6 separate regions of the Homo sapiens genome follow, and regions 2, 3, 4, 5 and 6 are each linked to region 1. A link is a contact called in ENCODE Hi-C or POLR2A ChIA-PET data. All regions are on one chromosome and are shown on one strand. Each heading gives the region's core, a stretch centred on a gene start or an enhancer-like site at or near the end of the contact. The rest is flanking DNA. Distances are from core to core; before and after follow the strand shown.

What was found. Hi-C counts contacts between places; a loop is a spot of excess contacts on that map. ChIA-PET counts read pairs that join two places held with the same protein, here RNA polymerase II (POLR2A). Pooled maps may share reads with other maps.
Region 2: a loop to region 1 is called in a pooled map, with 22 times the contacts of the local background. The contact joins the promoter of PIAS1 here to the promoter of SIN3A in region 1. A Hi-C loop is called at or near these places in 3 of 50 pooled maps. POLR2A ChIA-PET finds 5 or more read pairs at or near these places in 2 of 52 experiments (B cell and CD4-positive, alpha-beta T cell).
Region 3: a map of gastrocnemius medialis shows a loop between it and region 1 (16-fold over the local background). The contact joins the promoter of FEM1B here to the promoter of SIN3A in region 1. A Hi-C loop is called at or near these places in 1 of 168 maps with a recorded cell type or tissue (gastrocnemius medialis) and 4 of 50 pooled maps. POLR2A ChIA-PET finds 5 or more read pairs at or near these places in 1 of 52 experiments (naive thymus-derived CD8-positive, alpha-beta T cell).
Region 4: a map of naive thymus-derived CD4-positive, alpha-beta T cell shows a loop between it and region 1 (35-fold over the local background). The contact joins the promoter of ANP32A here to the promoter of SIN3A in region 1. A Hi-C loop is called at or near these places in 1 of 168 maps with a recorded cell type or tissue (naive thymus-derived CD4-positive, alpha-beta T cell) and 5 of 50 pooled maps. POLR2A ChIA-PET finds 5 or more read pairs at or near these places in 1 of 52 experiments (activated CD8-positive, alpha-beta memory T cell).
Region 5: a map with no recorded cell type shows a loop between it and region 1 (14-fold over the local background). The contact joins the enhancer-like site here to the promoter of SIN3A in region 1. A Hi-C loop is called at or near these places in 1 of 37 single-sample maps with no recorded cell type and 2 of 50 pooled maps. POLR2A ChIA-PET finds 5 or more read pairs at or near these places in 1 of 52 experiments (activated naive CD8-positive, alpha-beta T cell).
Region 6: a loop to region 1 is called in a pooled map, with 19 times the contacts of the local background. The contact joins the promoter of TLE3 here to the promoter of SIN3A in region 1. A Hi-C loop is called at or near these places in 5 of 50 pooled maps. POLR2A ChIA-PET finds 5 or more read pairs at or near these places in 2 of 52 experiments (CD4-positive, alpha-beta T cell and Panc1).

Annotation. Positions count from the first base shown.
Region 1 is chr15:75,449,330-75,454,532 of GRCh38, forward strand. SIN3A (SIN3 transcription regulator family member A) reads right to left here and starts at 2,361. Exons shown (of 21, transcript NM_001145358.2): 1 at 2,094-2,361. RefSeq lists enhancers at 779-1,698, 1,126-1,255, 2,966-3,015, 3,245-3,776, 3,777-4,309 and 3 more and silencers at 1,506-2,005, 2,226-2,325, 5,046-5,203.
Region 2 is chr15:68,050,362-68,055,564 of GRCh38, forward strand. It overlaps PIAS1 (protein inhibitor of activated STAT 1), which reads left to right and starts at 3,954. Exons shown (of 14, transcript NM_016166.3): 1 at 3,954-3,989. The coding sequence starts at 3,966. RefSeq lists a silencer at 3,753-4,252.
Region 3 is chr15:68,275,342-68,280,544 of GRCh38, forward strand. FEM1B (fem-1 homolog B) reads left to right here and starts at 2,404. Exons shown (of 2, transcript NM_015322.5): 1 at 2,404-3,324. The coding sequence starts at 3,077. RefSeq lists enhancers at 2,400-3,301, 3,044-3,243 and a silencer at 2,684-3,013.
Region 4 is chr15:68,818,223-68,823,425 of GRCh38, forward strand. It overlaps ANP32A (acidic nuclear phosphoprotein 32 family member A), which reads right to left and starts at 2,673. Exons shown (of 7, transcript NM_006305.4): 1 at 2,476-2,673. The coding sequence starts at 2,529. RefSeq lists silencers at 1-464, 515-754, 2,625-2,874, 2,925-3,084, 3,155-3,214 and 1 more and enhancers at 790-1,371, 1,372-1,953.
Region 5 is chr15:70,013,073-70,018,275 of GRCh38, forward strand. All of the region lies in intron 2 of LOC101929129 (a long non-coding RNA gene), which reads right to left. Among named protein-coding and RNA genes, the nearest start is that of MIR629, 64 kb to the right of the region's middle. RefSeq lists enhancers at 1,830-2,333, 3,740-3,789. Within about 2 kb of position 1,944, at least 4 of the 41 ENCODE cell types and tissues checked have a DNase peak (open chromatin) inside an H3K27ac peak, as active enhancers do.
Region 6 is chr15:70,095,214-70,100,416 of GRCh38, forward strand. TLE3 (TLE family member 3, transcriptional corepressor) reads right to left here and starts at 2,704. Exons shown (of 20, transcript NM_001105192.3): 1 at 1,562-2,704; 2 at 948-1,048; 3 at 365-428. The coding sequence starts at 1,585. RefSeq lists silencers at 693-1,122, 1,843-1,962, 1,973-2,142, 3,732-3,811, 3,882-4,031 and enhancers at 2,962-3,936, 4,024-5,061.

The sequences.
Region 1 (5,203 bases), core at 1,111-3,610:
CCCTACTAACCAAAGCACAAATCTAGAATTTCACTTCAGATAATTAACCAGAGGCTCATTTAGACATTACTGCATAAATAAACATTGGTTCCATGTTTATTTTTCTCATGAAAAATGTGAAAAACATTGAAATAATTTCTCTCAATAGGAAAAGATAATGTATCAAGTGAAAGCAAAAACCTCATCTAATGTGGTTCTGCTATCTAAATCTGAAATGCCCTAAGGCAACTCTCCAATACAGGCTGGAGGGCAACGCTACAGAAGTCACATACAGAAGGCTACCCTGATCCACAATTCCACCCTCCTCTGAAATAAAAAGGGCAACAACACTGTACTATGTAGAGTATAAATAGAAAGTGGTCTAGATGGTCTAACATAAGTACATAAAATAAAAAAGAAAAGACTTTTCACCTATAGTTACCTAAATAGCAAATTCTTTAGGAAACCAAGTTTTTTTGGTTGTTTTTTGAGGCGGAGTTTTGCTCCTGTCGCCCAGGCTACAGTGCAATGGCACCATCTCGGCTCACTGCACCCTCGCCTCCCGGGTTCAAGTGATTCTCCTGCCTCAGCCTCCCCAGTAGCTGGGATTACAGGCGCTTGCCACCACGCCCAGCTTTTTTTTGTATTTTTAGTAGAAACAGGGTTTCGCCATGTAAGCCTGGCTGGTCTCGAACTCCTGACCTCAAGTGATCCACCTGCCTCGGCCTCCCAAAGTGCTAGGATTACAGGCATGAGCCACCGCGCCCGTCCAGGAAACTAAGTTTATATAGCAGAACCATGTGCACAATGAAAGCATTCAAAAATACAACTGTCAGAGATATCGGAGTATTTTATTCAAAGTCTGAGTTCTTAAAAAAAAAAAACAAACCCTACTTTATAAACAGACCAGTTTTGAGATTAAAATGTAAATCCAAACTTTCCTGTTATAAATCTCAGCCTTGTAAAGAGGAGGAGCTTCCACTGCCTTTTCAAGGCTAACTTCGTTTAAAGTCCTAACGCACCGAAACAGACGCCAAGTCTACTACCCACCACCCATTGGCTCAAAGGAAGCCCCGCCCCGTACAGCCACGGTAACTGAACATCAAGGGAACCCCAGGGAAGGTTTTCCCTCCGCCACATTTCTAGTCTCTGATGACTCCCTGCCCCTCCCCTACCATCACCACCGCGGATCTAGGGTTCCAGCACCAGCCACGCACGCTCCTACAAGAGGACCTTGGGCACTTCGCCCCAATAGTTACAACCAAGAGGGGAGTGGGGGTGACCATGCTCCCACTCTCCTGGCTGCACGGTGCCAGACACGCTGCATGGAGCAAAGCGGAGAAAGCAGCTCCGGCACAGGGCCCTTGTGCCCCCAGGCAGAAGGCATGACCCAGCCACAAGAGTAAGTCCTGACACCTCCACAGCTCCCAGTCGGCGGGTGCCCCTCCCTCCCCACGGAGACATAGGGCGGGGCAGATCTAGGCGCCGAGACTCCCAGCCAGACCCGACAGCGGGCTTTCCCTAGCACCTCCTCATTGCCAAGGAGGCGGAAACCCGGGGCCTGGGCGGGGTGCAGGGGGGGACGGCCAAGGGGAGTGGCATCACGGATCAGTACGGCCCCTCCGGCCAACCGGATCCCAAGAAGGCGGAGGAACTCAGACTTCACGCCCCCTCCCTGCCGCGCCCTGAATCTACACGCGGGAGACCCCCCCCTACCCCTCCCCGACCCCAGCAGGCCAGAGCGCGGCCGCCAGCCCGAGGCCCCGCCCACCCCAGGAGGAGGGGAGGGGGTGGTCGGCCGCAAACTGCACTCAGCGCGAAGCCGGCCCCGCCCCTTTCTCCACAATCGCACGCGCGCGCCGGCCCCGCCTCTGAGCGGCGGCGCGAGAGCCCGCCCCCCTCCGCGCGCACCGGGACTACGCTCTCCTCCCCCTCCCGCGCGGAGAGCTACCCCGCTCCGCCCCCCACCCCCCTCACACAACCACACACCTCCCGCCCGTCTGCTCTACGGGAAGCCGAGGAGGTCAGCCCCCCCCCCCCAAAATACACACCCTCGAGTCCGGCGTTACCCGCCACCAGGCTCCCGCCCGGCCCCCGGCCCAGCGTGCTCTCACCGCAAAGCTGCTTCGGCCGCTCGTCACTGCGTGTCCCTCTCAGCGTGAGCCGCGAGCTCAGCAGGGAGGCCCCGAGAACGGCGCGGGGCACAGGCCCGCCGAAGCGGACTGCCAGCTACCTCTCCACTAACGAAGCGGTCACAGGCTCCGGTGCCCAGACTGGGAAGGAGGGAGGGAGGGAGGGAGGGAAACTCCGAGGGGGGAAGGGGAGGGGGGAAGATGGAGAAACCGTCTCCGCCGCCTCTACCGCCGCGGCCGCTTCTCTGTTACCCGGGAAATCCCGCCCACTCCCCCGACCCCGCCCCGCAGAGGGAAGACTCAGCTTCGTTCCAATACAGGACGCAATACCCGCCCGTCAAAGACTCAGCCAACCACCGAGGCCTGTCTTATGATTTTCCCGCCCCTTCCCCCTCGACTGGTAGGGGAGGGGGAGCCGCTCTCCTTCTCCACGCCCCTATTGGCGGGGAGCTTCCCTAACTCAACCCCGCCTATTGGAGACGGACTGCTGAAGCCCACCCCCGAGCCCCAACACTATTGGAGGAAGCAGGGAAGCTCTTCCTGTCTCATTGGAGGACACCACATAACCCGCCCTGCAGCGTCTCAGCCACAGGCCTAACAAGTTGGCTCCCGCCTCCGCTGGTCATCGCATTGGAAGGCTACCCCTGGCTCTCCCACCGCCCCAGTAAGGTAAGTAACCGATGTGGGGTAAAATGTCTGTAAGTGAAACAGGCTCCGCCTACCGCACTGCCGGGCCAGGCCCCGCCCCAAGAGTCGGATTGGATATCTTGGCGCTGGTAGGACCCTCCATTGGCCAGGGCGCCCGTCTAGGAAGGAGCTAATTCCACCCTGCGCGAGGAGGCTGAACCTTAGCAGTCCTTTTGTGGAATGTTTACACTAGAGACTGAAGCTCGGAGTTCCAGGGCCCGAGATAGGAGGGGGAGCGGAGCTCATCAGCGGAGACTCCACATCCTAGGATTTGAAGGAAAGGCAGCCCACCATGGAGGACTCCCTCACAAAAAAAATGAGAGAATGAGAACTCATCCTTCCGTCCAGTTATCTTTACAGTTTACATTCTACACACTGCGTCCTTGTAAACACAAATATCCGGAGCAGCTGGCAACTCCTTTCAGCCAAGTAGAGTACAGAACTAAGGTCTGGAGACCTAGGCGGAGAAGTAAACTCCCTAGAGCTGAATATGCAGTCCTAAGAGGGCGGAGATAACCAAAAGAGAGGCGGGCTCTAACAGCCACCGCCCTGGCAAGCCTCCGGAAGGCGGAGCGTGAGGCACAAGGTACTCACGATCTCCCGGGTGGATCTGGAGGCATCCTCAGAACTGAGAAAGGAGAGGAAAACACCAAAACAGGCCACGGCATAAATTAACATTGGGGACATGCCACACTCAGAGAATGGATAAAATTTCCGTAGTTGGGGACATAAGATAACGGCTGTTCACCTTCTCCTTGGCCGGGAGTGTTAATAGCAGTTCCTGTGCCCTCTCTGTGTAGGTAACAGTGCCTCGAACACACAGTGAGACAAAGTGCTTTCAATTCCTAGTTTGCTTTTATTTATTCACCAAATAGGGCGTGGGCCTGACGCTGATCTTACTTTGGGGGGCGCTCTCTCAGCGCCAGGAGAGGTGACGGGATTACGTTGTTACCGCTCTCCCGAATAAGTAGAACCCTCCTCCCAGAGAGCTAAGACCCCAAGGGACACGCCCAGGGAACCCACGCCTAGGTCCAACACTGTCCTCCCTCTGCAATCCAGCGGAAACGGCCAGGAACGAGCTCTGGCAGCAGGTGGGCCTGACTCCAGCGATGGCTTCGAGCCGCGAAACCACAGCAGCGAATTGTGAACTCCAAGGGTAGCCGACAGGTGGGAGCAGCCTCGCCAGTAGCCAAGCCCTGCCCCAGGACAGAGCTCTAAAAATAAGTCAGACCAACGAAGCGACCCCAGGGCCAAACTGCTCGGAGGTTAGGAGGAAGCGGCACTCCAGCAGAACTGACCCACGGCTACTTTTAACTTTGCGCCGCCTTCCACCACTAGACTGAGTACCACAGGGCATTCCCACCATGGTATCAAGAACTACTCAGAACCCAAGCCAGCATTAGGCCGCCCACGACTTCCCGTGAACACAGGGTACCACCTGCGCTAAGATCTCGCCTAAGGGCCCCAGGCCAGGGCACTAGGTTGTCAGAGTCTCAGATACAGCCAACTAAGGACAGCCGCTGCCATGCCTAGGAAAGAACAGACACTTGCAGCGTCTGCAGAGTTCTCGAGCTTAAGCTCAGGGAAGTCAAGGGGCACGGAAATAGCCAAGCGACAGGGTTAGAACTTTAGTACTTGGCCCCGGCCCCGAAAGGCAGATCTCAAACCCAGCAGAACCTCCGGAGTTTCGCTCCCGAAATCCACTCCGCACTGTAATCCCCTGGCTTCACCCCGAAGGCTACTAGGTCTCGAGCCTCGGTGGAACCTTTGTGTGGCTTCTCGGCTCTCCCCGCCCCCCTCGCCAAGGGCGCCGAGCCTAGGACTTCCGGGCGGGAGGGCAGTTCGAAGGAGCTAGGCGGGCCTCACACATGTGCGGAGCGCGCTCAAGAGCGGAGGGAGGCGGGGAGCAAGGGTGGACTTCCCCTCCCAGCTCTCTCCGCCGGAGGAGGCCGGGCTACCCGCCCCACCAATCAGAGGCGGGGGCGGGACCTTGCGCCTCACGTCATCCGCAAGAACCGTCCCTCCTCCCTCCGCGAAAAAAAAATCCTAGCAACTTAAACTCCAGCCCGGCCTCCCGATAGGCGGAGCTCGGGAGAATGTCATCCAATCCACATCCAAGAAGGAGAAAAAAAGGGAGTCTCGCCTAGCCAGTGGAAGACAAGAGAAGGCGGGGCCTCCGGGAGAGCCGGAGGTGGGTGGGAGAGAGGAAAGGGGTCCGCCCCTCAGCTCCCCTGCAGGCGGGTTGCACAAGCCGCCGGCGGAGTAGATAGTAAACAGTCTGGGCCGAGGAGTGCAGGCAAGGGCCGCCCGGCGCTCGGTGGACTGGGCCCCTGCGCCGCCTCTCCCGGCGTCGCCCCGCCCGGCCGGGACGGTTCCCGCCGGCGCCCCGCCTACCCGCCCGCGGC
Region 2 (5,203 bases), core at 2,704-5,203, 7.4 Mb before region 1:
TGCCCTTGACACTTGGGGATTATTACAATTCAAGGTGACATTTGGTTGGGGACACAGACCCAAACCATATCATATATATATATACGTATATATATATATTCATATATATATACATATATATTCATATATATACATATATATGAATATATATATTCATATATATATTCATATATATGAATATATATATGAATATATATATATATAGCAATGTCATATTTTAAAATGTGCATGGAATCATAGAATGCCAATTTTCAAGTGTTCTCAGCTTTATAGTGAATAAAAGTAGTCACTTCCAGGCAGGCCCAGAAGCCTCAAGATATTAGATATTGCAGGCAAAGTCTGATGTCTGCCTTGGTTTGACTTCCTAACATCAAGAGGTTTTTAAAAGTCCAGATTTGTTGTCACAATTTCCAGCAAAATAAATTTAAAAGAAGCCTATGTGGTTATTCTTGCCGCACTTATGTAAATAATCAGGTCAAGTTTGAAACTAAATTAATTTTAAAAATAAATTGGTCTTACCATGATTATCTTTGGTAGAAATGGGAATGACTGTAGAGAGAAAAATTATGTTTCTGAAGAAAACCATAGTACACCTGTTACTAGATTGCAGCTTTGTTCATTGTTTTTGAGTTTTTATCATCTATCTATAGACTAGCCTGGATCCTGAGTTCTTGTTGCCTTCAATATCTGACTGCAATTCTCCAACCATGAACAAAAACTGCTAAGCTGAACAACTCGATATAAATTTCAAGGGACAAGTCCCATGCTTGATGAGGGAGCCACATAGAGAGTTTAGCAGAACACCTGATGCCACAGCCAGAGACATTTAAACTGCAAACCAGGATGAGAAATTGCTGACATCATGTTGTGGACAGCGTTTTCCAAGACTGTCAGAATAAGACTCGCTACCATGATAAGACTCCTTCCCTTCTTAATTTTTTCTTGCTTATGCCCACCTCTTCCACTTGGCAGGATAATGCTGTAGTTAAAATTTCACAATTAGTAGTTTTTGTGGGTAAGTTGATAAAGGGTCAAACCCAAACATTTACAGGACCCAAGAGAGCTTTTATTCCACCTAGTGGGTAACTTTAGCAACATCCCTAATGCAACTGTTTGTTCAAATTTTACTAGTGGCCTCTTTTGTAGAGTTAGCACTCTTTGCTTTAATTTAACCCATTTCTGAGATGCTAGATGATAGAATTGCTGCGTACTAACCAAACGGGGAAATCTGTGCTGTTGCTGTCACTTCTTGTTGTACATAAATAATCTGGTATTGTAGAGACTCAGTTTCAAAAAGTTAGCAGGCTACTTGGTGAAAACAGGTAGATTTCTCATCTGGCTCATTCTTTGATCTATTTGATTTTAGTTGGTTTGGTTTATGGCAACCCTAGCTAAGAAGCATACTCCGAACTCTTGGCATTGTCCTCCTGATAGTCACAATTCTCAATTATGTTCTCTCAAAAAGTTTTACATATTTGCATACAGCCAATTGTTGAATGTCATATGGTCTCTCTTCAGCTGCAATGACAGAAATACAAAATCATGAGGACACTGTAATCTATAAATGATGTGTTGAGACTGGAAACACAGAATGATGTTAAATGAGGGTAGTGCTAATGCCCTCAGTCTTAGTCACAATTTCACCTAGGTTGTTAAATAAAAATCATGGGATGCCATTGTTTTCAACCAAATTCCTGCATCAGGCCTCCAGATCAGACTAAAAATCAAAATGGTGTCACCCATGTTCACCAAAACAAAACTGAGTTATCTGGTTTTCCAAAAAATGGTAAGAGAGATAGCCAATTTTCCAAACAGAAGTTTCAATCTTTAACAGGCATGATAATGAAATTTCCTGTTTTAATCCTTAAAATAGAATACCTGAAGTAACCCAATGTTAACCAATCAGTTTTCTTTCTACTGTTCTGTCTCCACGTCTCCACCTTAAAGAAAAGTGACTTTGATATAACCAATCTGCTTTTTGTTGTTTCTGCCTTCTTCAGTCTATTTTCTGTCTCTAAAGTTAACATCCTCTGCTTGATTCATTGCAACATTTATTCTATTTTGTGGAATGAAGTTTTGTCCAATTCTAGGAGTGCAATAATGCCAATGAGATCTTGAATCTCAATTTGTTTTACTTTTGTTTCTTGACAATGGAGAGGTTTAGGCTAGAGAGCATTTTCAAAGTCATGAGCATATAGACTTCAAGTCAACCAGTTAGATGAGATCACCTGGTGATAAAATAGAGAAGAATGCAAGGACCGAGCCCTGGAGCAGTCCAACATTTAAAGATTGAGCCAAAGAGGAGAAACCAGCATATCAAAAAGGAGGCCCAGTGAGGGAACAGGACTATCTGTGACGTGTAGGTAAGTTCAGGGGGAAAAGTGTTTCAAATCAAAGGAACCATGTCAATTATTCGCGATTCTACAGAGAGGTCAATTGAGATATGGATAGAGAATTGGCAATTGCCTTTGGAAACAAGATCATTAGTAATCTTGATAAGTGATACAGATGATGGAAGCCAAAGCTCGATCAGGGTAGACTGAGAAGTGAATGTGAAGTGAGAGGTAGGAACAAGCACTATTGGAGAGATCTTGAAAAACCTTTCTAAGAATTTATGAAGATAGCAGAAAAATAGGGCAGTTCCTAGAGGCGATTTTGGAGTCAAAGGAAGTTTATTTTAGATGGGAGAAATTTCAATATATTTATATGCTGATAGGAGCAATTCAATTGAGAGGGAAAAAACTAACGATGCTGGAGGGTAGGTAATTGTAAGAGTAAAATCCTTAGGAATGTGCGTGAAAAAAATCCGGTCACTGGTAAAGGGACTGGCCTTCCTAGGCGCAGGGACACTTCATTCATAGCAACCCAAATGTTACTATGCAGATAAGGGTGGTTTTGATGGTGAGAAGATAAGGGAGTTTATTTCTGATATCTTTCATTTTTTCCATGAGTTATGAGGCAAAGTTGATTAGTAAAAGTGGGGGTTGGGGAGGAGGTATATAGAAGGCTTTCAGTAGAGACGAAAAGGAATGAAATAATCCTTCCATCAAGTCTACTTAAATGTCAATTTAGTGGATAAAACCCTCCCAGAATTAAGTACATCTCCCAAACCCTTTCTCTCTCTCAATGACCTTTTGCTCCTTTCTGGTACTCACTAACATTTGCAATTGTATCTTTGTTCGTTCACTTCTCTGATTCCCCATTAGAGAACTACAGAAGGGCACGGACTTTGATTTCAAAATGTATATTTAGCCGTTAGCACAAGGCAAGCAGATGGTCACTAAATAAATACTTTTTTAAACAAAAATGTTAATGAACACCTTCAAAATTTTGTCTTACGCCACCTCGTTAAAATACTTGTTTGTGCAAGTCACTTTTCCTCTCTGAGCTTTCATTTCTGAATCTATACCATGGGAATTATCTCTTCCTTGCCTACCTCCCCTCGTTATCAAGAGGATCTGAGCCAATAATGATAGAAATGCTTCATTAAGGGCCCCTTAAATGTAATGGATTTCTATTTTTAGCCCACTGGTAGCCTCGCAGGTAGCAGGTGCTGAAAAAGCCTTGCTTATTGGGGGTTGGGGGACAGCATTGTTTCTGTGACCGTAGGCGTCGAAGCTATGCAGAAGCGTTCCGCGGACCGCAGAGAGATGGGGCTCAGGCCAGCATCCCTCTCGCTCCGGCCCTTCCCGGGAGGAGCTGGCCGAGCTAGGATGGGGGGCAGGGAGACCGAGGGGGCAGTAACTGTCAAACCTCGCCGCTTGGCGCCATTATTTAAATGGAACGTGCCTGTCTCGCAGCTGTACGTGCCCGGGGCGGGGCTTCGAGCGCCCTGAGCGGGGCGGAGGCTAGAGGCGGGCTGGGAAGGTGGAGGGGCGGGCCGGGGCGGGGCCAGGCCGGCTAGAGGGGCGGGTCTAGCGGCGGCCCCCGGCGAAGTTCACTGCGCTTGCGCTGACAGACGCAAGATGGCGGACAGTGCGGAACTAAAGGTAAAGCGCAGCTCGAATTCACTTCTAATATTCGGCCGCGGAGACGGCGCCGCTGCTGCCAGGGGGGATGGGTCCGACCCTGGGGGGCCTCTCGGGCCTGACTCCACCCGGGCCTGGAGTTGTAGGGAGAGAGGCGCGCCCGGTCTCAGCAGAGGGGGCCCGCCTGCGGCGGGCCGCGGGCCCCGGGTGCCTCGGGGGCGCTGACGGGTCGTCCCCGGCGTGTTATTGTTGTGGGCGCCTCTGGCGGGGGTGGCGGGGGAAGAGATAGGGAGTCCGGAGGTAGGGGCTGCAGCTGTCTCATGGGCTCGGCTTTTTCACCTTCCAGTTAGCCTCCCTGCCCCCCATGGGGAGCTGGGGCTGGGGGCAGGGTGCTCTCGTAGGGGGGATTGGGAAAGCTCCCCGTGGCCGCTTCCTCTTCCTCCTTTGCAGTCCCGGGCTCCTGTCAGGCGCTCTTCTCAGACCCCCGGGAACTTGGCTTCGGCCGCCCCGCCCCTCCGTGGATCCCAGTAGCCCCCGCCCCGGACTCGGCTTTCCCCGGCTGCTCGCTTGTCAGGAAGCGCCTGGGGTGCCCCGCTTGTGGGAAGCGCGATCCCGGGGCGATAGGGTGGGGATCTGGGGGAGAAGCTCTGGTAAAGTTTAGCGAGCCCCGGGCCGGCGTTGGGGTTCGGCTGAGAGGTAGTGAGCGGGACGTTACTCTTTCTCTCTGATTCCGGGCAGCCGAGGGGAGAAACCCCCTCGAAGAGTGTGTCTTTGGAAGCAGTGTTGGGAGGGGGGGATGCAGCTACCTCTCTCCCTTCTTTTGCCTTAGCTGGTGTGGAGGGTGAGAGGAGCCTTTGGGGGTCTCTGCACACACCATGATGGCGATGCTGTAGCTGATGGAGGTGAATGGTTCGTGTTTATATCCCCCCATTGCCTTTTGTTTGTAGGGACATCTTGCTGGCCATGTTGATTTGAACGAAATTCTCCCCTCATGCTACTCCAACCCCCGATAAATAGAACGTTCCTCTTAACAGTACCAATTACTCACGCCTCACGAAATTAGATGAAAGGGTGCCCCCTTTTCCCCGCTTTTCTCCCACCCCAATCTTTACCTGATGATGGCTTCTTTACCGTAGCAGATATACCACTACACAAGCAGTTGGGGGAGGGGGTGGTGGAACCCTTATGACTGGATTGTGACAAATGGGGCTCCGCTTGAATAATTTTGGTTTAGT
Region 3 (5,203 bases), core at 1,154-3,653, 7.2 Mb before region 1:
TGTTTACATATCCTCTCTCCAGATTTGCACAACCTGACCACAGAAACGTCACCCTCTAAGCCCAGGTAAACAAGCAACTAAATAGTCTCCAGTCAGCCAATAGCTATTAAGAAACCAAGGGAGCCCAGAAGCCTATACGAAGCAACTTTGATAAACACAGAAGAAAACAGCAGCCCAAACCTCCTGACTTTGGGCTGCTGGAGCAAAGAGGTATTCCCATCTTGGGATGGAGGCCACACAATGCAAGTTCTGAGCCCCTCTCTAGCTTGACCCTTGGAGCAGTCACCCCTTGTAGTACCCATCCAGTTATACCACCAAACTGAGGTAGAGAGGGCACGAGGAAGAAGGGAGTCTCTTATTCAGCAATGAGTCTGGATGAATCAGGTCTCCCTTAGAAAACAAAACTGGAAGAAGGGGCCTGTGTCTGGACTTTTTTACATCACCTTCTTCAGAAAGTTGGTTCGGAATAGAATGTAGAATGATTCAGGAACATAATAGGGTAAAAGGCTATGAGGAGATGGTTTTTCTAAAGAGCCAGGCACTCCTCCAGGTCAGCTTGTGCCCAGGTAATCAAAGTGTGTTGGCAGAGGAGAGGGAGGGTGGTAGGGAGACGGAGTTAGAGATATGGAGAGACAGAGAGAGATAGAAAGGCAGAGAGGAGACAGATGGTAGATGAGGTGCATGCTTGCCGTATGGAGCCAGAAAAGGAAGTCATCACACATCTGAATGTGTGAATCCGAGACCAAAAAGCCTGGGTCCCTGTCAAACACTGGGTTTTTTCATGACCCTGAAGTCCCCAAATAAACCAGCCAGCTTCCCCCACTTCTCTATCAGCTATTTCAGAGACGCTACCAGTAGAATCTTACCTTCAGCCCTTATTGCCAATGCTGTTTTTGTTTATGGTAAGGAGAAAAATAACTCGTGTTTCTGTAGGGATCTGCAATAAGTGGGTAAAGCTGAGCTGTAGAATGGAGAGAATTTGAGAAGTGACCCACACCTCCACCAATAGCTGCAATGGAAGTGAGGCCTTTACCTCCTAGAATTGGAATGGTGGGGTTCAAATAAAATAATGTATGTGAACTTGTTGAGCCGAGCCCAGTCCCTTGGAGCCACATAAATGCATTTGTTCTTTCTCTATGGTAAATTTTGTCCTTTGGGGAAGGGAGGAAGAGGGAGGAAGTCACTTTCATATTGAGTTTTTTGAGACTGTCCCAGAAGCTTCATCACCTACCATTCACTCCTACCATCCTAATCCAAGGCCTGTCCCCCTATCTACTCTTGCCTTCCAGAGTTTATTCTCCATACAGCAGCCAGAGTGATCTTTTTAAAAAACACAAATAGCATCTTGTCACTTCCCTCTTTAAAACCCTTCAAATGCCCCCATCACAGAGTAGACTTAAACCCTTTGCTATGGGTTATTAGGCCCTAACGTGTGTTGCATCCTCTGACTTCATCTATCATTCTTACTGTGGCCCACTCTGCTGCAGCCACACTGACCTTTCTGTTTCCGAGCTCACCAGACTGTTCCCTCCTCAGGACTTTTATATTAGCTGTCCCCTTTGCCTAGAATACCGTCTGTTCTTGTCACTTGTCATAGAGGTCTTGTCTGATCACCCAAACTAAATGAGTGCCCCCATCATTCTATTTCATTTGCTTCAGAGCAAATGGTAATGATACCAGTTCAACTGATCTTGTCTATCATTTGTTGACTTATTTGTTCCATTACTGAATCCCTAGTGCTAAGCAGAGCCTGGCACGTAGTCGACCTCTAATATTCATTGGATAAACGATCGTTTCAAATCCTAACAACAATCTTGTGATGTCTGTGAGAAAACGGAGGTTCTGCCGGCTCAGGATGAGATTCCTGCTCTGTCTGAACGCGGGACTCGCTTTCCTTCCCAGGATACCTCGCTCCTTCCACCGCGAGCGCAGCTCCCCTTCGCTCCCATCTTTCTCTCACACTTAACCCCTTTCTCCGGGAAAGTCAGGCCGTACTTCCAGTCCCTTCTCAGAGCCTGGTGTTGTGGCTCTCAAGCCCTCCCACATTTCGGGAACTCAGAAACGCCGCCCTTTTCCTGAAATGGACCCTCCGAGTACGCGCAACCCCTTCCCTAACCCCGGCTCAGGGGCAGAAGCAGGACCCGCACCGTCTATAGTAAAATAGGGTGGTCTCCTTAGCCCATCAGCTTAGCGCCCTCACTCCGCCCCCACTCCCTGGCTGGAGACCCTCAGGGCCGTTTAGGGGCCAGGAGGAGGTTCCAGGAGTCAAGGACATTGAGGACATCCAGGCCCAAACGGGATGGGCCAACTACGCGCAGCAGAACCTTTCTCTACCGGGCCCGCGTGTGCCCGCCGGTCGGCTTAGGCGGAGACACCCCACTTAGCGTCCCTCCCGCTCCCGCCCTCTCCTCCCGGCCCTGTCTGCGAAAGCTCGTCTTCCTCCCCGCCCAAGTTCCGGCGCCGCTCTTGCGGGAGCGTTCCGCATCGCCCCGGGGGCCCCTACGCGAGGATCTCCGGGGCCGTTGGCAGCGCCTGGCACTTCTGAGCTCGGCGGACGAGAGCCTGCAGGTTTCCTCCAGTCAGGGACGGCGAAGGGCGGAAAGCGCAGGAGGAGGCAGTGTTAGGCCTTAGGCCGGGTGGGCCGGGTCAGGAGAGACGCGCCCATCTTTCGCCATCCGGGGTGCGCGAGGTCCTCTCGGGACCCGGCCGGCGACCCGTAGCTCGGGCACGCGCCTGTCGCATCCCGCAGGAAGGAGGGGTCCGGCCTGAGGCCCGGGGCGGCGTCCGCCATGGAGATCCCCTCGGTCCAGGGCCGGCGCCTGGGACCTGGCGGGCGGCCCTGACCGCCTTCCTCCCTGCGCGGGCTGGGTCGCGGACGTGCCCTTCGCGGCACTCGGCCTCCTCTGCGTCTCCGCCTTCCCTGGGCCGCACTGCTGCCTGGGCGCGGCGGCGGCGACGGCGCCCTGTTGAATGGGCTGTGAGGGCCCAGGTTTAAAGCGCTGGCGAACGCGGCCTCCGGGGGCGCACGGCAGCTGCAGCGGTGGCGACCAAACGGGTGTTGGAGTTGGCGGCGGCCATGGAGGGCCTGGCTGGCTATGTATACAAGGCGGCCAGCGAGGGCAAGGTGCTGACTCTGGCCGCCTTGCTTCTCAACCGGTCTGAAAGCGACATCCGCTATCTGCTTGGCTATGTCAGCCAGCAGGGAGGGCAGCGCTCCACGCCCCTCATCATCGCAGCCCGCAATGGACACGCAAAGGTGGTACGCTTGCTCTTAGAACATTACCGGGTGCAGACTCAGCAGACTGGCACCGTCCGCTTCGACGGGTAGGTACATCCCAAGCCAGCCTCTCTCCGACGCGCGCGGACTCGTTAATTCACGGGCCCTCCCCTCCCTCACCCTCTCTTACCCTCTCTTCATGTAGGTACTCACTTCTCCCCTTTTTGTACCACCTCCTGCCCCACTAATGCCCACTTCATCTTCCAGGGCTAATAATCCATCCCATGTTTTGCTGCCCGTCCTCATCAGCCCCTACCCCTCATTCCCTCTGTGGGAAGATAACCACACCCTCGGCCTTGAAATCTAATAGTCGTCTTCTCTACTAGATAGTCTGTGAACAAGCCATTTGGAGGAGGTGGCTGCCTTTCCAGGTTTTACTTTTAGTGGAACTGGTGATGTAACTGATCAGAAATTAAGGAGGTCAGCGGTTAACATTGAAGAACTCCGAAAGAGTTATTTGGGCATCCATTTTTACTCCCTTCAAGTGAGTGGTTCCGTAAAACCTTCAGTGGGCTGCTGGGCTTTAATGTCAAAATAAGCACCTAGAACCAGCAGCAGCTGCAGCATCATGAGGGATTGTCACGCAGCCAGACATCTCAAGACATGATTCTGATTCCTCCACGTTGCTCGGTGTAGATATATTGGCTACTAAGATGGCATTGGACCTGATGTGGGAGATGATGCCATTCTTAAATTACATCTTATCCCGTGATGTTGTGGGGAAGCTTGATCATTTACTGTTAGTTGAGGTGGGAAGTTTAAAAATGCACATTGTTATGCCTAAGATTTGCCCTTTGAGTTTAATTGTACGAATTTTTGGGTATTTGACCAGAATTGTCAGGTTTGACATTATCCTCTTTTCTATGCTGGAGGATTATAACACGTTTTACAGATTACAACTGTATAACGATTTTGCTACATATGTTTTGGTTGACTTGTGGTAGTACATAAGCTATTTTAGCATTTTTTTTTTCTTTTGAAGTCAGTAGGGTCTGAGCATAAAAATATATATCTTTAGTTTTTGGTGATTAGAAACTGCCTGGCTAAAACTCGACTGAAAAAAACATTTCTTCTTTAAGATGACTAGGGAAATGTTCTGTTTCGGTTGATTCTTTTTTAGGTTTAAACAATAAAAGCTTTTTCTTCTATTTTAGATGAGTGGAAAATATTCATAGCATTACATCTTAATGAAATGGTAGCCCATGGGCAATGGCTTATATCACGGGTATCACCATTATACACATTAAGGAGATGTTTTTTTTCATGTTGACCAAAGATGGCAACCTGATTCATGTTTGCTTTTCCTTACTGGCTTTCGTGTCTTCTCTGTAACTCCTTGCATTCCCGCACCTAGAGAAGGAGTGAAGCACAGTGACCTCTGAACCTCCAGTACCGTTCCACCTGTATAGGCATATGAAGTCATTGAGATATGAATTTCTGTAATAACAGCTGCTTGGGAATACTGCTGCTGAGGCAATGTGCATAAGGGAGAATAGTGGGGAGAAAAAAGAGTTAAGAATTTCGAAAGGTTTTGCTTATTGCCATCTTTTTCAGTCGTCAAAGAGATGTTTTGAGGTGGCAATTAAAAGAACCTGAAATGACTAGAAATGTAGCATTGAGCCTGTGTAGTGGCTTATCTTGCCCAATGTTCTGTACTGGCCAGAGAAATTAATGAGTTCGGTAAGTAAACATTTATTGAACACCTACTGCGTGCTAGGTTCTGTGGTAGGGATTGGATATGCAGAGATGAATAACATACTCTTTTGTCTTGGAGGATGTCAGTCTGGGTGGGGGGAGAGAAATTAATAACACAAATGAGTATTTGCAGATGCCATGCCATTTAGGGTTGTAGAAATCATTTGGACTACTGAGAGAAAACAGGGAAAGGAAGTGCTGTTTTATCCGGGGGGAATCTAGAAAGGCTTC
Region 4 (5,203 bases), core at 1,423-3,922, 6.6 Mb before region 1:
GCGGCGCGAGCCCCGGGAAACATGGCTGCTCGTCCTATTTCGGCGTCGCGGCATGGCCACCAGCTCCCGGAGCCCAGTTGGGAGAGGTGCCGAAGGTGGGTGTGTGGGGGGCCCAGGGGCAGCGCGGCGGGGAGGGGCGCAGGGGGCGCGCTCCGGGAGCCATTTGTCTTAAGAACGTTTAAAAAAATACAGTTCCTCCTCCCCCAACCCTTTTGTCCCTCTTTCGCTAGCTTTCTCCCCCTCCCCCGCAAATGTGCAGAAAGTGCCCCCTCCTCCGCCACCCGCGCCCCACCCCGCCTCCAGGCAGGGGGCAGGCGTGTGGGCCGCGAGGCTGGGAGGCGAGGGGGCGAAGCGTGAGAAATCGCTCCCAGTACGGCGCGGTGCGCTCCCCTCCCCAACACACACACACACTCGTGGAAGTTTAAAGAGCCGGTTCGACCCGCTTTCCTGCTTGCTCCCGGGGGGCCGGCAGCGTCGGTCGGGTTCGCCAGGCCAGCCGCGCCCCCGCACCCACCCGCGGCGACCCCGGCCCCGCGCTTGGCGCCCTTCCCCCTCCGCGCAGGGGGCTTCCGGAAAGTACGCGGGAAGACCGCGGCCCCGGCCCCCTCCCCCATCACCACACCCAGCCCCCAAACGCTAGGCGCCGGGTCCCGGCCGGGACGAAAGCGGCCGGAGAGAGGCAAACCGCCCGCAAATAGTGCGCGGAAACTCCGGCCTCCACCGGCGGCGCCCCCTCCTCTCCCGCGGCCGCCCCCTCCCCGCCCTGCGCGCCATAAGGCACTCGCACGTCTCCAGTCCACAGCTGCGTTAAGGCGGGGAGGGGGTAGACAAAAAGGATCTTGTTTTCAAAAGTCTCACTCAGGTTTGGGGGAGGAACTAGGGAAAAGAGGAAGCGAGGCCTGCCTTCGCCGGGATTCGGGTTTAACGGGCTAGAGGGGCGACAGGCCAGCGCACGGTGCTGCCCAAACTCCCAACTCCATGGAGCTCGGGCCACCGAGACTGGGGGCGTCCTCCCGCCAGCGCGTCCCCGGTCCCCCCAAGGGGCCAAGAGGGGAGCTGGCCAGGGTCTCCGCCCCAGAGCCGCCAACTCGCCGAAAACACTCAGGTTTGAAAGCGAGAGGGAGGCAGAAATAAAAACCAGCGTTCGAGTCACCCACCCTCACCTTCCCCCTCCTCAGGGGTAAGCTTTCGCTCGAGCCTCGCGATTCCCACCCGTGTAAGTTTCCTCCGGCCGTGCTCCCGCCGCTGCCCAATCAATAACGGCGGCTAGCGGGCAAACTCCCATCCTAGAGCTGCGTGTTTGCCATGCCCGCATAAACGTGGACCCAGCCAGTACCCACCACGGGCGCCAGCTCCGGGCAGCTCGCGTCCTGACAAAGTTTCCCGTGCCCATTTATTAAGCAGGCGCCGAATGGCTGCCGACAAGCCCAGCACTGAGAAAGACGGGCCGGGGGTTCGAGCTGGGGGGCACCAGGGCCCAAAGGCTGGCATCTTGGGGAAGCCGGAAGGAGCTGGGGCGAGGGGGCACCGGGACGTAGCCTTTGGGCAACTTGCACCAGCGATCGCTGGAGGCAGGGAGACGCGGGGATTATCTGTGCCTTAGCACGTTCGAAAATCCCTCCCCCTCCTTCTAATTTATCCTCCCTTCGGAAGGAAAGGAAGAAACATCAGCATCTGGCCCGAAGGTGGGGTGGAAAGAGTGAGGGAGAAAGAGGAGGAGAGGAAGGGAGGCAGAGAAAGGGAGGGAGGGAGAGAAAGGGCGCGTTCACGAACACTACAAAGTTACAAATATGGCTCCCCCGTCTCTCGCCTCATCACTGCAAAGAAATGAAGACGCACTTTAAACTCCAGCCATTCCCAACTCCGCTGCAGCCCCCTCCCCACGCGCTCTCCCCGGGGGCCTCGGCCCACATTTATCAGAAACTAAACCGGACTCGCGAAGCCCCAAACTTATTGTGTGTGCGAGCGAGCGAGCGAGAGAAAGGGAGGGGGGAGGCGCGGGAGGGGGGCGGAAGGGGGGATACATTTATAAAATGTAAAACCCCCTTTTTTTGTTGTTAAATCCAGGAGGCAGCCCCTCTCCTCCTCCTCCCTCGTTAATCTTCCCCCCAGACGGAGTCACGGGAGCAGCGATCTCCGAGGGTGATTTCGCCTCATTCTCTCCGACCCAAACGCGTGCGCCCGCCGGCCCCCGATGGGTGCACACTCGCACGCACACTCTCGCACCCACACTCGCACACGCGGGAGCACACGCACAGGTAGTCACACACCAAGGGCAGCGGCGGCGGCAGCCGGAACATGCTCGGATGGCATTGCAACCCCCCAGCCTTGCCAATTCGCTTGCAGTCCGACCCCCAAACCCGCACCTCCCGGGCGCCCCCCCCCAAAAAAAGTGCCTCCCCCCAGCGCGCACACACACACACACACACAAAGTAGGAGAATGGACCGACAGAGATATTTTTGGCAAATGCTCACATCAGAGGGCGTCCTGTTCCGCAGCTCTAAATGAATCCGTCTGCCCATCTCCATCTCTCGCGCTCTCTCTCTGCAGAGGCTCCCGCGCCGGCGGAATTCAATCAATAAACCCCGAACCCACGGCCGCGCGTTTTAGGACTTTGAAGGCTCAACCAGCTCCGCTCGGTTCTCGAGCCCCCAGCACCCGCGGCGCACACTAACCTGATCGCCGTGGAGGCGGGATCTGCGGCCCCATGGACGAGCGGCAGCGGCCCGAGCCAATCGCCGCCGAGGGTCTCCGGGCAACAGCCAATGGCAGTGGCGGCGGGGGGGGGAAGGGACCAATGGGCGGGCTGCGCAGCCGGCCAGGGAGGCTCGGCCATTTGGTAGTGGTGCCGGAGACGGACCCCTTTAGATTTCGGGGCGGCTGAGGAGCGCGGCGGCTGCTCTGTGGCTGAGTGAGGGGGGTGGGCGGAATGGCGGGGGAAGGGAAGGTGACTGTGCCTCGAGGGCCGAGCCGCCCGGCCTTGCCAGCCAGCCGCCGCCTCAGCGTTCGGCCGGGGGCGGGGCCGCAGGTGCGTTCTGCGAGGGGGAGGGGCGCGGCCGGAGGGGTCGGGTCGGGGTCCCCGCCCGGCCGAGGGCTTCGCGGGGCGGCGCGACGGGGTTGCGGAAGGAGGCGGGCGGCTTGAGGTCCGGGGACCGCGGGCTGCCCAGCGGGAGGGCAGATGAAAGGCCTGGAAGGAGGAGAGGGGTCAGGGTGCAATGCCGGGAGGGGCTCGTCGGGTCCCGGGTCCGGCGGCTCGCGCTGGGGAGCGTGGCTGCCCCCGTCACCCCCACCGCGGCTGCCCAGCAGCCCGCGCGCCCCTTCCCCTCCGGCCTCGTCCCTGTCAGGCCGCCACCATCGCCACCCTCGTATACATAAGTCAGTAAAAGCAAGATGCTTCCACTTTTGGATGACTTACCGCGCGGTCGCGACCCTTCCCACGAAGAGGCTTTTCACTTTGCTGTCATATTAGGTCAGCTTGGAAGAAGTGATCACCAAGAGACACCCAAGATCTTGTTTAGGCAATAAATGAATGAAGACCATGGATTAAGAACCGTTGCTAGATATGTAGAATATTAAAAGGTGGAAAAGGAAGGTGCTCATAACTCCTGGTTTTCTGGACCAAACATAATTTCTGGGCTTTATAGACCTAGTGAAAGAGAACGGCGCACGGTTTATTCTAATCGTCCACCTGAGTCATTCGGTTCGGTTTGGGTTGCCAAGGAGGCTCTAACTGGAGCCCTTTCTCCTGGTTTTTCGGCGTGGTTGCCTTGGGTATTTTTGAATCACATTAAGTTTTAAGAGACCTTAAAGCCCCGATGCCCACTGGGTTACCGACTTACGGCACTAAGTTGGCTGCCTGTGGCTGTTAATAAACCACGGGGATTGTTGTCAACGAGGACAGATACATCCTTACCTTTCCACACGACTGTATTTTAGTGTTTGTTTCTACATGTCTGCACTCTTCCCCACACGCCTCAAGGTAGTTTTTCTGGATACATATGTTTATTTTTCAGGAACAGGAGTTCAAAGGAGAGATAAGCCAGTATGTATGTTGCAAAGTTAAAATACTGTTGCATAATAGCAATCCAGTTTCATTCTTAGACATACGAAGTTGAGGAGGAAATAAAAAGTGACAATGTAAATAAAACACATACAGAATGCTTACACTGGGGAAGAAGCTGTAGTAACTTTAATATTGCAACCTGATGGATTGCAAGTGTAAAGCCCTGCAACTAAGGATTTTACTCAGTAAATTCTTTCAGATAAAATGATAAATGGAATTTGAAGTCTGATGTTTACTCTGATTAGGTGGGAAATGCACCATAAAAGTTAGAAGTCATTGTTTTATTTTATCTGGGTATAAATAGTATAATTTATTTAACTTGTTGACTTGCCTGTCATCCTCAGATTTTGTTAATCTTATTGAAGCCTATTTGTATAGTTGGAATTTATTCTAAGTTTTATTGGCTTCTTTGTAATACATGAGGAACCCCAAATTTCCTATTTATGCCATTGAGACAGTTGTTATTTCTGGATATGGTGTTTAGGATTGTATTCAAACAGAACTCTTATCAAAACAGGTCAATATGGTGTGTATGATCTGTGTAACATAGGAGTCCTGAAGTTTGTGTTCTCTTTGATGGTAAATGTTCATTTTCAATTTAAAAGTTTAACCACAGTTAAGACCACGCTGCTAGCAATGCAATATGAGACAGTGTCTTTCCAGAGGAGTAATCCCTTAAAAACCAACCAATCAAATGCAGAGATATGCCCCATCCAGCTTTGCTAAATAGAAGCAAATAGCTCACTTTATTGTACAAAGACTCAAGAGGAAGACTTAGAAGCCCACCCCCTCCCCCATTAAAGAGAAAGTACAGAAACAAATTAGAATCGAAAAAATCATGGCCTGATTACTAAATCAAAACGTTAAATGTGACAGTTGTTTTTAGAAGCATCTTACATTTATACATTTTGATGACTTTTGTATTAATGTTAGAAAATTGAAAGAAGGCTTCACTGGATGTCAGTCGTTACAGAAATTGAAATATCCAAAAGTATATGTATAACCAATTGAGTAATTTCCGCTTTCCTTACACACTTGAAATAAATTTTCTTTTGCTTTTACAAATAGATCTATATGTAAGAAAATTTTCATATGATTTTGCTTTTTTATTATTAAAAAAGGAATATAGTAAAGCCAAA
Region 5 (5,203 bases), core at 694-3,193, 5.4 Mb before region 1:
TCCCATGTCATAAATCTCCCCTTTCTAGGGATCCATCATGGGCCGCCCCTGTGCTGCCCCACCCTGTTCCTAGCCCTGTCAGGCTATCTTTCCGACACAACCTTATTCTGGGCAGCTTTTCTTGCTTGCCCAGCTCATTTGAAAACTCTTGAAGGAGACATCACATTTTAGGTGCCGCATGGATTTTCCAGTACATTCACATCTAACATAGAGTGAGCACAAAAAGAGGCCTGCAACACACACTTCCCAGTGACCAGTGGAGTGGTTAGAGCCATGCTTTCAAATCCAGTTGAGCTGGCCCTGTTTGTAGTTTGAGAAATATTCTGGGGCCCGATTTGCCAGTCTGAGTAACTAGGTGTGGCACCAAGTGTCGGCAGCTAATTGCTTTTAACCATTATTAATAGGTCTGCACTAATTATCTCTTGCACATAGGCAAGATTTTACAGATGAGAGAGGGAGGGAGAGGAGGAGTAAAGGGATGTGCCCAAGGCTACGAGGTGAGTGGATTGTCAGCATGGGGGCTAGAACCCAGGGATTTGCAGTCCTAGGTCAGGGGGTGCCTCCAGGTAGGGGTGGGGTGGAGAGGGGTGGTTTTGGGGGCTGCAGGGCTGGGACCGGGGAGAACAGCTCTGCGCAGGTTGGTGAAGCTACCGTCTTGCCTTCCCCCTCCCCCCACTCCCAGAATGCAATCTACCGAAACCTCTTATTAAAAGTATCCTGGGGGTGATAAAAGTGTCACTAGAGATTTGCTCATTTTCTAAACTGTCATTAAAAAGAAATTTATGGTCAGGGGAAATATAGGCAGTGGAGGGTGGAGTGTGGGCAGGGAGAGAGGGAGGATGATTTCAAATCAGTCCCTTAATAAATTAAAGATGCTCACTTGCAAGAGGGGCTTGGAAAAGGAAATTGCTAGAAACTCATGGCTTTCTCCATTCCAGCTGGCCGGTGTCCTCCTCCTGCACTCTTCCTCTCAACTACACTCCCATTCACACCCACCCCTCCCCTCCTGACAAATCCACAGGGCAAATGCTTCCTCCCTGCGGGCCCACCCCATCCCGTCCTCCTCCAGGAAGGCCTCCAGTTCCCCTCCCTGAGGCTTCCACAGCCCCACTGTCTGAATATTAGATAGACTATGTCTCACCCCCACTATACTGTAAGATCTTTGAAGGTAGGAGTCTTGCCTCGAACTATTGCATGAATCTTAATCAAGGGAGGTGGAGGTGATCTCATTCCCTTAAATTATTAGGAAATGTTAACCGAGAAAAGGGAATGAAGAACCCAAGGAGTTCAGACCTCATTTCACACACGAGGAGCCTGAAGCTCGGAGGGGAAATGGAACTCACCTCAGGTCACAGGGGAGCTGTGAGAACCCGCCTCTCCTGGGGTCCAGCAGTGTGCCCAAGAGCTTACACTCAGAGTCCAACTGTGCCCTCCCCACTCACTGGCTTGGGGAACCTTGAGAAAGTCACCAAGCCTCCTGTGCCTTGGGCACCAGAGTTGTTGTGGGTATCAGCTGTGACGCTGTTCGTGCTTTGCTCAGTGATATTTTTATTTTGCATCACTTTGTCATTGGCATCATGATGGCAGGAAGGAAGGCAGGGAAGCTCGAAGCTGTCAGGGCTTCAGTCTTTTGCCTGGACCCTCTTCACCTGCTCAGCAATTGTCCAAGCATCCACTAAGTGCCAAGTCCTGGGCTAGGCTTGGGAGATACAGAGACCAGCAGGCATGGCCCCAGCCCTAGACACACTTCAGTCTGGTGGGGAAACTACTGCTGCGAATGTGGGGGTCCCCGATGGCCTGGCTCTCACTCCTTCTGGGTGGGTTGTGGGTTCACATTTCTCCCCCCACTGGACTTTGAGTAGCCCTGCCTCTGGCTTTGGCCAAGCAGGACCAGCCCAGAAGGAGGCCTCTGGGGAAAGGAAGAGGGTGTGCCTGGCAGGGGTGGGAACAAGGGTGTGGGGAGCTCAGCAGGTGCTGACCACTGAGAAAGGGAAGTGAGAGAGCAGGTTCAGGCCAGGTTGCAGGCTGGGCCCGTGGGGATGAGGCTCTTAGGTCTGAGCCAGGCCAGCAAGGTGGAATAACCCCGCCTCCGCCTAATGCAGATGCTCAACTCTTGCCCTGAGTGAGGTTCAGGAAGAGAGGCTGGAGGCAGGGGGCAGTCCATAACAAAAGGCTGAGAGCTGAGCCTGCCTCAGACCTGCTCTGCTAGCTCCACAAGCTTCCTGCCTGGGCCTCCTTCCCCGGTCGGCTGGGCACGACGCTGTCCTCTGCTTCCTACCCTCCGAACTGAGGATCAGCTGAAGGCAGTCAAGGAATGAGCACTCTCTGAATGAAAAGAGCACATTTCAGAACCTCATGGAAGCCTTTTAGTGCACATGCCATGAGGCCTGGGTGGGGAGGGGAGGGAAGAGGAAAGGGAAGAGGATTTGACATCGAGATGGAAAGAGGGAACACAGAACTTCTGTGCACGGCATTTAGAACACAAACACTGCATCACTGAACCATGAGGCTGCAATGCAGACAAAAGAAGCCTGGAGAAATCCCAGTGGGTTTCTTGGAGGAGGGGAAGGCTGGTTTGGGCTTCACAAGTTTGGTGCACACAGGGAGAGGGGAGAAAGTAAGGCACAGGCCACAGCGGGAGGGCTTGGGACCATGGGGGCCCTGCAGGTCTGGCCAGGCCATGAGCAGAGTAGGGGGTGGGAGGCTTCCAGTCTCTAAGGGGCCTGAGGACCCAGGTCCCCGCAGCCCTCCTGACCCCCAGGGGGCCCCTCCAGCCTGTTTGGTGGGTTGTTTGCCAGCCTCTGCCTGGGAGCCTCGGCCTTCCATCTAGACATCAGGCCAGCCTCCACGTGGAGGCAAAGGACGGCAGATCAAGGATGGGCTGACGGGCAGGGGGTGTGATCAGTGGAAAGTTCTGCCTGCACAACAGCACACTGATGCCTCCGGGGCCAGCCTTGTCCTGCGCTCAGGATTTCTCCCAGCCTGGCTTGGCCTCTGCTTTACTCCGACACTATTTTTATGCCTCGATACCTCACTTTGCATCTGTGGCTCTCTGTTTTGCTTTCTCTCTCTCTCTCTCTCTCTCTCTCTCTCTCTCTGTCTCTCTTCTCTGCCTCGTTCTGAACATCTCTGTCTGGCTCGCTGTGTCTTGCTTTCCCTGTGTGTCTCTCTCCATCTCTGTCCCTCTCTCTCTCTCTCCCTCTCAGGACTCCCTGACCCGTTCTGTGTGACTCTGTCCATCTGTGACCTGCCCTCTGTTACCACAGCACTAGCTGACAGATGCTGAGAGTCTAGGCTGGAGAAGTTTTTCGGGTTCCAGGCAGGCGTCCTGGAGACTTCAGCCTGCAGGGAGTGCGGCTCCTTTTGCTTTAATCTGGGGGGAATCTGACATTGGTTTCTTTGACCTCCTCTGCCTTTGATCTTTATCTTTGAAACCCTGTGTTGTTAGAATGCGATTGACTTCAGATGTTCTCATCCTCCCCAGAAAGCTGAGGGAACGCAGGGCAGGGGTCTGGCTGGGTGATCCCCCAACATCACATGGGCAAAGATCCTTCAAGGGCTCTGGGCTTCAGGCTGGACACCTCCAGCAGGCTGAGAGGCTGTTTGTGAAGCCTGCAAGCTCTCATACAGTGGAGGGCCATGTGGTACATGGGAACACCCGGGGCTTCAGGAAACAGACCTTCCTGGGTTCTAACCCCAGCCCTGCCATTGCTGCCTGAGTGACTCGGGACAGGTCGTAACTCTGAGTTTCTGTTTTCTCTTCTGGGGTTTCCATTTTCTCACCTCATGGGGGTAAAACTGAGCATGAGAACTTGATGCACTGATACGTGAAAGTGCCTCATGGATTACTTAGTATGTAGCTAGTGCTCAAAAATGTTCCATTTCCTCTGCCTTCCTCTTCCCTCTCTCCAAGACTTCATTCAAGTCCAGGCTTCGCTGGAGCAATAGAACATCCCTATAATAATTACAGGGCCTTGCTCATCATCCCTGCTTTGCAGGGCACAGAGACATTGATAGATACACCACTCTCACCCCACACCTTGTGCATGACCAGCATGTGGCTATTTTTACAGCATCTCCAGGGCTTATCAGCCCTCCAGCTCTCCACCCGCATTCATTCACTGAGGCGTCAGGTCATAGCAGGACCCAGAGAGTGTAAATGACAAGCACAAAACCAACAATAACAATAAAGTAACCGACTTATACAGCGCTCTTGTGCCTGCAAAGTCTTCCTTCAGACAGACTTTGTTGCTTTTCATGAGACTCCCCAAGAGGTTACAGATAAGAGGCCAGACCCACCAACAGTGACCTAGCAAGTCAGGGACAGAGCTAGGACTCAACCCCTGGTCTTCTGACTCTCAGACTAGCCTACCGTGTGTCACCAGCAGGCTTCAAGCACAGCTTTTAGAGACTGCAACTCAGCTGGTGTGTGCTGGGGCCTGTGAATCTGCATTTTAGTAAGCTCTCAAGAATTCTCATGCAGGTGGTCTCCTCCAATCTGAGAAACATCCCTCCCCAACACGTGGATGAAAGAAAGTGATTCTTGCTCAGTTCTCTCCCTAAAGTGGCAGTAGAGGTTTGGCTGGTGGTGATGGAACTCTGCCCCTTGCTGTGGGCAATTAGGGTCAAGGGTTGATTAGGCAAGCTGGAGGGAGACTGATGGGGCCTGGAAATGTGAGTTCTGCATCTGGTGCTGGGGTGCCTCTCTGTAATTCACTCTAGGGGGCTCCTTCCCAGGTGAGGAAATAAATTGGGGGTCACTGGTTCTCAACCGTGGCTGCACATTGAAGTCACCTAGGGGCTTTAAAAAATATTGATGTCTGGAAGCAGCCTGTAGAGATTGTGATGTGATGGGTCTGGGGTGTGGTCTAAAAGCTCCCAGAGGATTCTAATGTGGAGTCATGTTTGAGGATCACTGAACCGGGACACTGAGGTCAGTTCTACAAAATTCCAGCCTGTGACTGAGAGCAGATGTGGCACAAGAAATGTTGTCTTCATATGTCTGTGTGTCTGTGGGTGTGTGTATAAGTGTGTCCCTGCTTGTGTATGTAAATGTGCCTGTGTGTGTTATGTTTGTGTGTGAGTCTGCATATGTTGTCTGTGTGTTTTTCTGTGAATGCACCTGAGAGTGTGAGTCTGTGTGTGTGACAGAGAGACCTGGAGGGCAGGGCAGAGGGGATAGGAGGGGCTGTAGAGGTGAAGA
Region 6 (5,203 bases), core at 1,454-3,953, 5.4 Mb before region 1:
TTTTACCAACCCTAATTTCACATGGGCTGGTCCAATCCTATCTTACTAGCCAAGATAGGGCAATGGCAATCAGCCCCTGGGAAACTTTCAAAACACAAATTAAAGGCACATAAAGATAGTACAGAAGTCTCCGGCCTGGAATCGGGGTTTCTCTTTCTGCCCCTCCCCTCACTCACCCTCCTCCAAGTGGCCCCGGCAATGGAAGCTGGGGAAGGGGAGGGCAAGACCAGATTATGCCCTCTCTCAGGGCCGCCCTGCGGCTGGGCGGTGGTGGGGACCTGGCGCTCATCTCCCCAGATCCACGCCGCGCCCCCGGCCGGGGTCGGCGCCCCAACCGCCCCCCAGGCCCGCGGCCGCATCTCACCATCACATAATGGCGCTGCATCTCCGTCTTCTCGTTTGCCAGCTTGTCGTACTCCACTTTGAGGCTGCGAGGGCAGGAGGAGCCGGCTCAGGCGTGGCGCCTGGACAGCCTCCTCTGAGGCCCCGACCCAAGGGCCTCTAGAGCCACTTTTCCACTTTCCTGACACCCCCCCGGGGGCGCCCCCATTATCCCACAGCCTGGGGACGCGGGGGGATTTGGGTCCCCGCCGTGGGGAGGGGGATGTGAAACAATTCGAAACTTCCCGCGAGCCAAAGGACTTATCACGGCAGCAGGGGAGTAGGACCCTGACGCTGGCTCCCGACACCCAGAACCCGGAGTGAACCCGCTCGCCGCGACCTAGACCCTCATTCGGGGACCCCACGGGCGGCGCTGGGAGCCGGGCTGCTGCGGGCAGTAAAGGGTTAAGGCGGCGCGCTCGGAAAGGGGAAACAAAAGGCGGAGGCCCGGGCTGCCCCGCCGCCCCTAGGTCGGGAGCCCCCTCCGTCCCCGCGGGGGATGGCAGGAGCCGCGCAGGGGACCCACCCCTCCCCGCCAGCCCCGGGGCGGCCCCCACCGGCCTTACCTGTGATACTGAGCTTGCAGGAACTGGAATTCGTCTTTGATCCTGTCACAAGACTCAGCCACCGTGAATTTAAATCCCGGCTGCCCGGGTTGATGGGGAGCCTGGAGCCCGCGAAGACAAGACAGGGGAGGGGGCGGGGGCATGAGACCGCGCTCAGAGCGGCCCCGGCCCCTCCCCAACGGCGCCCAACCAAAAGAGGCCACCCTCAGCCCAGAACCTTCCCAGCAAGTTTCTCAGCTCTCCGACGGGGCGGAGGGGGGGCGCCCCATCTCTCCCCGTCGGCAGCGGGGCTCCCATGCCTTTCACCAAGGGCCTCCCTCTCCCCAGTAAGGCGGGGGCGGGAGACAAGCCGGGTGAGTTGGGAGACTTCAGAGCGGGGCCGGGGACCGCGTGAACAGCTCCCCCTGGAACACAAGCAGCCCCCCGCGCCACTCGCGCGGAATTAACCTCCTCTCTCAACGGCGCCCCCCGGCCGCATCCCCCTTTGTGTGAGAGCACACACACAAACACACACACCATAAAGGTAGCAACAAGCAAAATGGAGGTGCCAGATAAACTGCCTCGTTTACCCTGCCATGATAGATGCTTAAATAAACCGAGTTGCAATTACTCACCGGATGTCTGCCCTGCGGATACATGGCAGGGAGGGGTCGTGATTCCGAGAGCGTGGAAGCGCCGAGAGCCCGGGCCGGGGAGGTGCGGGGGAGGGGGGAGCCGAGCCCGAGCGGGGGGCGGCCGGGAAACCGAGAGCTCGCCCCCGGCCCCCCCAGCTCGTTCTCGCAGCGAAATCCCAGAGTCGGGCGCCCGCCCCAAGTGGAGACAAAGAGCCGCGGAGCAGGCGGCAAAGTCGTCGGCGGGCGCCGGGGCCGGGCGGCGGGCGCGGGCTTTGTGCGCCTAGGGCTCGGCGGGCAGCGGCCGGCCGCCTTCCCTGGGCTGCGTCGAGCGCGTCAATGCCTGGGACTGCGCGGACATCGTCGGCTCCCCAGCAGGTCCGGCGCGGGGTCCCGAGGCCGGGGGCCCCTCCTGGGGCGAGCTCGGGCCCCCTCCGGGTCACTCAGCGGGTCGCGCCTGTAGGGGGGCGCGCCGGGGCAGCCCCAAGCATCCGGGGCGCGCGGGTCCGATCCTAGAGGCGTCCGGGCCTGGGGCTCGCGGCGAGAAGAGGAAGGAGGCGGGCTACGAGGTGGTGGCTTGGGGCCGCAGGAGCGCCGGAGGGTGAGGGCGGGAGCCCGGCGCGGGCGCTTCGACGCCCCCCCTCGGAGAGGAGAGCCTGCTGTTCCGTCTGCTACTGCCGCTGCCGCCGCCGCCGCCGCCGCTGCAAGCCCTTCCCAGGGCCGGGGAGGAACTCCGGGCTCAGTAGGTGCAAATCAAACGCCCTGGCATCCTAAGTCCAGCGGGCACGGGAAGCCTCCGCAAAGGGTTCTCGCTGCTCCCAGCTTGAGCACCGCGTCCCCACCGAGGAGCGCTCAGCGCCACCGCCGCTGCCGCGTCGGAGCGCACAGGCAGGAGAGCGCTGGAGGGGAGACGCAGCCCGAGACCGGGGAGCTCTACGGCTTCCTTCCTTCCCCTCGGCCCGGCTCTCCTCTCCGCGCCCCGGCAAACCCCCAAAACACACACACCCAACACACACACACGCGCGCACGCACACACACACACACCAAAAAAAAAAGTGCCCCGGACCTACGGATACCACACACAGACAGGCGAAGGGGACGAGCACGAGGTCTGAACTGCCGCGAGAGCAGTTCCAAATAGGGACTGAAAAGTAACAAAATAATGTGGCAGCTTCGTCCGGCGCTGGCCAATGGGAGCGCGGGGCCCCCACGTGGGGCTGCGGGACTCGGCCTACGACTGGGTGCCGCTGGGCGCGACGTCACAATGCCCTCTTGTGTCTAAAACTATGCATGAAAAGTAGCAATCAGGCCCTACCCGCTGGTGACTTTCGCATGGGAGTGAAAAACAGCGCTCCTCAGATCAGGAATTAACCGAAAGACATATAATAAATAGATATATATTATAGTCCTGGGCTGCTCGAGTTTTTTTCCTCCTTTTTTTTCCCACGGTCTACTAGCAAATAATTATTTAGCGGGAGGAGGAAAGAGGGAAGACAGAGGAATAACAACAAAAGAAAATAAGACAAGCTGTACAATCTTCAAAACCTGTGGCTGGTAGTAATGTATCAGTTTATTCTGCAGCGGCGGCGAACGATTCCTCCCTCTAATCTCATTAGGTCTGCAAAGCAGCCCAATTAGATACTATAAAACAAACAATCACTTTGTCACTTTAATGTTTTCACTTCAAAAGATTTAGGACTGATAAAACGGTGGCTCCTAAAGTTGCCTCCGACCTTTAAAAATTTGCTCGGAACTCAGGATGTCCCCTTTTCTTCACCCCTTCTTCTGCCCGCCTCCCCCACATTAGCCCCCAGCTCTCCTTTGTTCACTCGCCCTTCTTTTCAGAAAGCCAAATAAACAGCTCCTTTGATGTGCGGCGGCTGCCTGCGAGGAGAAGTCTGAGGGACTCTGGCTAGGCGGGCAGCGCAGATGGAAGGGCCCGGCTGCCCGTGGACAACAGGCTCAGCCACGGCTGGCCCCATTCGGGGCGCCTTCCCCGTGGGCACAACTTCACCCTCGACGCAGCCTCGCCGCGCGGGCTCCTCACTGCATCCCCAGGCTGAGGGGGTTGGGGATGGGGTCGGGACCCTGCTCGGCCGAGGCCCGGGAACTCCGAGTTCCCACCTGGTTTGCTCAGCCTGCTCCCGGCAGTGCCACGGCGTTGGCGGAAGCCTGTAGGTGTCTCGGTCGCTAGCCTGGACACTCCGAGGGACGCGGACGCTCCCCCGCTCGCTCGCCCCGGCCCCGGGCCCCCCGGACCCCCCGCTTGGTCGCACAGGCCACTCGACTCCGGGGCCAGCTTGCCCGCAAACCGATGGCCTCGCCCTCCCGCGCTCGGGGTTACGGCGGGGCAGACGAGCAAGCAGGGAGTGGACCTCAAAGCGCGCACCGCCCGGTGGACGGCCAAGGCGGGACCCCCGGGGCCCTCCCCGGCAAGTCCGCGAGCCCGCGCGCGAGCCGGCCGCGCGTCCCCGGATCTATATTTTCCCCTCATTAGGAGCCGGAGGTTCGCTTTTGCATCTTAATGAGGAGCTGAGAGCTAGCGGGCGCTCGGAGGCCGGAGCGCGGGGAGTTACACGTGAGCACCCGCCTCAGAACTGAACCTCCCCGCGCCCGCTCCGGCCGCCAGCCCCGAACCGCGCTCCCCTCTTCATTTATTTATTCTCCTAAATAAAAACATAAATCGTGTTTCGGCGCGCACCGAAGACGGGGGAGGGAGAAGCCCGGCTCGACAGATGCGAGCATCTGGCCGCAGCATTCATTAGAAACAAAATGGCTCCTCTTTGGCGCTTCCTTTCCCCCTCCCCCTTCTCTGCCCTCCCCCTTACGTCACGGGTGGGCGCACCCGCTTCTTACTCGCCCCGCCCATTTCTCGCTCCAGCCCCACGTGGGGGACGCCGACCACGCCTCCGAGCAAGGTGCGAGTCACCAATCACGGACCGCCGAAGGGGCTCTTCGTTGCTGATTGGCGGAGCTGCTGGGCCCTGTCAGTCCGCGGCCAGAGCTGTCAGTCAAAACCACGCGGGGTGGGGGAGCGCTGACAAATGCCGAGGCTTCTGAGCCTCCCGCTTGCAAATAGTGCTTGGAATGGCTGCTTAATTAGCTTTGAATGGCTTTTCCTTCCAGCTCAAACAATCTGTCACTACCATGTGGTATAAAGGAGCCATGCATAAAAAAGTAAGCAGAGGCTAAATATCAATTTGATTTTGTGTATCAAAGGAATATTTTATTTTTCTCCCTAGTAATGAAACGTATCAATTTAAATAATAAAAGGTAAAAACACACACACAAACAAAAAAAAAAAAAAAAAAAAAGAAGAAGGAAAAGAAAAGAGGAAAAAAAAGAAAGAAAAAGAAAACCCAAACTCTACGGTGTGGCGACTCCTGCGCACGCCTGAAACAGGTCACTTCCACAGCCCACGTTCTGGAGGAAGCCTGAAGACTTTCCCCTCCCCCCTTTAAACTTGCATTTAGTGTTTTGTTGTCGTCGTCCTCCAGAAGTCTAGAAGGAGTGGTGGAGGAGGGGTGGCCTGTGAAAGGGGACGTGGGGGCGGGGGAGGGGGCGAACTTTAAAGGGAGCTCTTTGAAGCTGCTACTCAAAGTAGAGGGGGTTTTAAGACCCCGTAAACTGGGGGTCCTACAGCAG